2 separate regions of the Homo sapiens genome follow, and region 2 is linked to region 1. A link is a loop called in an ENCODE intact Hi-C map of the cell type or tissue named here. Cell type or tissue: dorsolateral prefrontal cortex. All regions are shown on one strand.

Evidence for each region. A loop is a pair of places that touch in the nucleus more often than their neighbours do. Peaks named below come from ENCODE experiments on the same cell type or tissue, not always from the same donor. Only the 100,000 strongest peaks of a DNase experiment are listed, where the experiment ranks them.
Region 2: a loop joins it to region 1, with 4 times the contacts of the local background. A loop is called at or near these places in 18 of 110 quality-filtered maps.

The regions. Positions count from the first base shown.
Region 1 is chr1:224,332,101-224,334,600 of GRCh38, forward strand. No RefSeq gene overlaps it. Among named protein-coding and RNA genes, the nearest start is that of NVL, 3.2 kb to the left of the region's middle. RefSeq lists an enhancer at 1,947-2,241. In dorsolateral prefrontal cortex, CTCF peaks have their summits at 1,407 (motif pointing left) and 1,614; no DNase peak of the experiment used is centred here.
Region 2 is chr1:224,456,487-224,458,986 of GRCh38, forward strand. It overlaps a transcript of CNIH3 not described here. Among named protein-coding and RNA genes, the nearest start is that of WDR26, 23 kb to the left of the region's middle. In dorsolateral prefrontal cortex, a CTCF peak has its summit at 1,228 (motif pointing left); no DNase peak of the experiment used is centred here; H3K27ac peaks cover 1,884 bases.

The DNA of each region.
Region 1 (2,500 bases):
CAGTCTCTGCTCTGCGCTTTAGGCTTGTGGGGAAAAGTGGAAGAATTATAACTAACTTTTTATAACATTTAAAAAATTTGATTAGGTATTTATGTGCTTGATTAAATGTTAGCAAAGATTCCCTACAGCATATAGTACAAATGTAGTCAATGCTCAGTAATTTTTAAAATGAAATGTAATTCTGTGCATGCCAAATGTCCAACATAGAATGAAAACACACTGAGGCCAGGCATGGTGGCTCATGCCTATACTACCAGCACTTTGGGAGGCAGAGGCAGGTGGATCACCTGAGGTCAGGAGTTCAAGACTAGCCTGACCAATGTGGTGAAACCCTGTCTCTATTAAAAATACAAAATTATCCGGGTGTGGTGGCCCATGCCTGTAATCCTAGCTACTTGGGAGGCTGAGGCAGGAGAATCACTTGAACCTGGGAGGCAGAGGTTGCAGTGAGCTGAGATTGCGCCATTGCACTCTAGCCTGGGCAACAAGAGCAAAACTCCATCTCAAAAAAACGAACAAATAAACAACCACATTGAAAGGCCTAGTAGTATCATGACATGTACTAGGCAATATAGTTTATTAGTCTATAATTTGTCATAGAATACTATCCTACACTTAGGGTTGACTTCATGGGTATGTGACCTCTGCAGTCACACAGGGCCCTGTGCTCAGAAGGGCCCCACAGGTGGTTTAATGCTGTACTGTTGCCATCTTGAAATGCTTTCTGAATAAGCTGTCCCTTATTTTCATTTTGCACTGGGTCTTACAAATTATGTAACCAGCCATTCATATGTAAACTTGAAGTACTCTAGAATGCTGCCTTCTTCTTCTTTTTCTTCTTTTTTTTTTTAGGTGGAGTCTCACTATATTGCCAGGCTAGAGTGCAGTGGTACGATCTTGGCTCACTGTAACCTCCGCCTCCCGGGTTCAAGCGATTCTTCTGCCTCAGCCTCCCAAGTAGCTGGGACTCCAGGTGCATGCCACCATGCCCAGCTAATTTTTGTATTTTTAGTAGAGACAGGGTTTCACCATATTGGCCAGGCTCGTCTTGAACTCCTGACCTCGTGATTCGCCTGTCTCGGCCTCTCAAAGTGCTGGGATTACAGGCATGAGCCACTGCACCCAGCCACCTCCTTCTTAAAGGCAGGGAATGTGTTGTTCATCTCACTACTGCTTCAGGTGCAGAAGGCAATAATTGAAAGTGAATTAATACTAGATGATAATATGCTTGAACATTTCTCGTTGGAATTATTTCATCAATTATTGCCCTGAAGACCATTTTACATTGATTCCAATGTTTGGATTTACAATATCATGCATCAAAACCAAAAAGATTACTGAACAGTAACCTAAGTGCATATACACTTTAAGCACTTCCTTTTTTAATTGAAGCATCCTCCATTCTTTGGTGGTGTAACCCCACCTAGTGGTAGTGGCGTATTTTATCTTTTGTCTTTCACACTTTCTCCTAAACCTCATACAGTATTTCACAAGCAAACAGCTTCTGGTCTAATTGTGCTTCATAACTAGGGTGATTTATGTCCAGATTTGCTCAGGACAGTCCTGATTTTTGATTCAGCAAAATTATTGCTAGTATCCCCTTTGTGGAAATACATGAAGACCAAATACATAAGAAGAGGTGAAGACTATTTGTTCAGAGTTTGCTATAACAAGGGAGTCAGCCACCATCACTTGTGTTTTGGCAGAGCCTCAAAGACAGGCAGAGGAGTGGGAAAACTTTATGGTGGGGAATAGGGGAAGGCTTCAGGTACGCCCTAACTGAAGACTGTTGTCATAGGGAAGCTATAGGTGGGCTAAATAGAACTAGCAGAGCATCCTATGTGTTTGGTTGGGATGCACAGTTGGTTTTCTTTTTGGTCCTATGTTGACAGCAGGTCCAAAAATTAGAAAAGCTATCATTTATTAATAAAGTTTTTGCCATCTGGGGCCGTTTGTTACAGGGGTTGTTGCTGGGTTCCTGGATTGTTTGCTAGTGATAGTGATCTAACTTCCTACATGTCTGACTTGTAGATGATATATTGGTTTTCTGGTCTGGTTGCTGCAGATTGTGAGTCAGAGTTCTATTTTTGCATTTGGTCTGGCCATTTTTCATTCACATGTTCAGTGTCTTCCTTTTATCTCTCAAAAAGGTTCTAGTTTGGACAATGTATGACCACTCTATGTATAGTAGGAACATGGAGAAAAAGATGAAGTTTGCATGTCAGAGGATCCTTACTGAGATGCAAAAATGAGGCTTCCTGCTTGCTGGGAGCTGGAGACTGAGTTCTGTTCTGTTATGTTCTTTTCTTTTCTTTTTCGAGACAGGGTTATATGGTTTGGCTATGTCGCCACTCAAATCTCATCTTGAATTGTGGCTTCCATAATTCTTATGAATTGTAGGAAGGACCTAGTGGCAGATAAATGAATCATGGGGGTGGTTTCCCCCATACTGTTCTGGTGGTAGTGAATAAGTCTCATGAGATCTGATGATTTTATAAGG
Region 2 (2,500 bases), 120 kb after region 1:
AGTAGCCTGGACCTCCCGGGCTCGAGCCATCCTCCCACCTCAGCTTCCCAAGCAGTTGGGACAATAAGTGCGTGCCACCACACCCAGCTAATTTTTGTATTTTTTGTAGAGATAGGATTGTACCGTGTTGCTCAGGCTGGTCTCAAACCCCTGGCCTCATGAGATCCTCCCACCTCGGCCTCCGAAAGTGCCGGGATTACAGGCATGAGCCACTGTGCCCGGCCAAAGATTCCCCCTGTCTTTTTGACACTCTTCAGCTGTGCCCTCCCAGGGAAGACATTAGCTCACTCTGCAGCCACTTGTGCCATTCTCGTGCCCTCCTTGCACAAGGCCTTGTCGTAACTGCTTCACTCTCCTGGTCTGCCAGTGCAGGTATCAGTGATCCAAGAAGATACAGGAAGAGGCTTGTGTGGGAGTCGCCTGGAGCCCTCCATGGTATGTTGGCTCTACAAGAGCTAGGCATGTGGTGCCAGGGCGTGGGAGCAGCAAGGCCACCCCGCTCAGGCCTCTGCCCTGGAGGAAGGGTGGTGTAACTGCCCCTGGACGACAGCCTGGATGTGGCGAGGGGAGACGGTCCACACCCTGCTCTCAAGCATGGAGGTCGAATGTTTCTAGGTCAGCAGCTCAGGACAGCAGGCAGGTCAGGCCTGGTAGAGGAAGTGCATGTGAGGAGTCAGTGGGAAGTGAGTAAGAGATGGTGGTGGTAAACTAGGAGGTGCTCCTACAAACAGAATTGGATTTTCCCTTTTAAAACAAGGATGGCCGTAGCTGAGCCCTCCTCTCTCTCTCTGTGTGTGTGTGTGTGTGTGTGTGTGTGTGTGTGTGTGTGTGTCCGTGTCCTCTTCTGTTCTCCGCCCCTACTGAAGGAAGGAGATAGCTCTGGCTTCCAAAAGTAGCCTTGCAGCTGTAGGAGGACTGACTCTGCCTAGCCTTTACATTTCCCATGTAAAATTTAACAGTGCTTTCACAGAGCTTCTCTAAAGATCAAAGGGTACCCAACTGAATGGGAATCTGTGGTCTGGGGATTTTTTTTTTTTTTTTTTTTTTGTCTGTAGCTTCCCTTCCTCCCTCCCTGCAACACTAAGTAGACGAAATATTGGGCCAAAGGGCCAAGGAATCCTGTTAAGGGAGGAATCTCGCGGTCTCATTTCCAGCCAGGCACTTTTCTGTTCTTGTAACTTTCCAGTCGTAATTTGGGGATTACTGTTGATAACTCTGACACCTGGTGGTCATTTCAAAAACTGCACTCTGGAAGAATTAAACGTTCACTTTTATCATTTTTAGTTGTTTTTCCACCTCCAATGTCAGTGTCAATAATATGCATTTTATAAATTAGTGATTATTGTTAGTTGAATGATCTATAAGTAAAATCCTTGCACATGCATTCAACAGAATACACTAGGATAGAAAATTTCTGAAAGGTATACCAGAAGCTATACATGGTGGTCCCTAGAGAGTGCAGCTAGGTGTGGGGAGGAAGCAGACTTATTTTACTTTATGCCAGTTAGTGCCCTTTGAAATGGTCTTAAACAGAAATAGTGTATTACTGTAATAATTATAGTGAAGTACTGCACTTGGGCAGGATATTCCCTTCCAGGGCTCCTACCCTCTCCTGATTTTGCATCCAGGGACGTCCTCTGTGCTTTTGAATGTATTAAGGAGTGACGTACGGCTGGATTCACTCTGATCTCATTCACTGACAGTGGTGGGAGAGCCCAGAGCTGAGTAGAAACTGGTTCTGGGGCATCGTGTGGCTAGGGTGCCAAAGCCGAGAAAGGTCCCGTAGTCCCTGTGTGGTCAGCAGGGAAGGCAGCAGTGCTCTGTCAGTATTGATTCTTCAGGGGCAGGCTGCCCACTTACCAAAGTTATGCTTAGCAGAGGGGCTCTGGCTCACTCCCCGTCCCTCATCCTACCAGGTGTGAGGCTGCCAGGAGCCGATCGCACAAGGCTTGGCAAGGCAGATGCTCCCCAGCTCCTGACATCAGAGAGAAGGGCTGGGATTGTGGCCTGCGGTTGGTGGGCAGGAGAGCCTGGTCTGATGACAGCAACCACCCTTTGACTACCTTCTCTGTGGCTGTTACTGTCTGATTCCAACCTTCCACTGTTGAACAGACCTCCTACCACTTTCCTACTACTCCCCCTAATGATAACATACTGAACTCACTTTTATGAATTTGTTGAGACCTTACCACTTTTCAAGTGTGTGTTCAGGAACAGCAAACTTTTGTCTTGCTTGGATCCACCCACATACCCAAATCACCATGGGTATCAGACACACTGGGTAGCTGAGTGCTCAGAGGAAGATGCGAGGTATTCAGGGAAAGTGTCAGTGGGGTCTCCCAGTGCCTGTTTGGTCCACAGTTAGGAGAGGCCCTGCTTGCACTTCTAATACAGTCCCGGAAAGACGGGGCCAGAACTTAGGAGGGGAGCGCTTTGCAGCAACTTTTCAAGAAAAGGGGAAAATTTAAGCACCATACTGTTATGTGGTCCTTGTACCCAG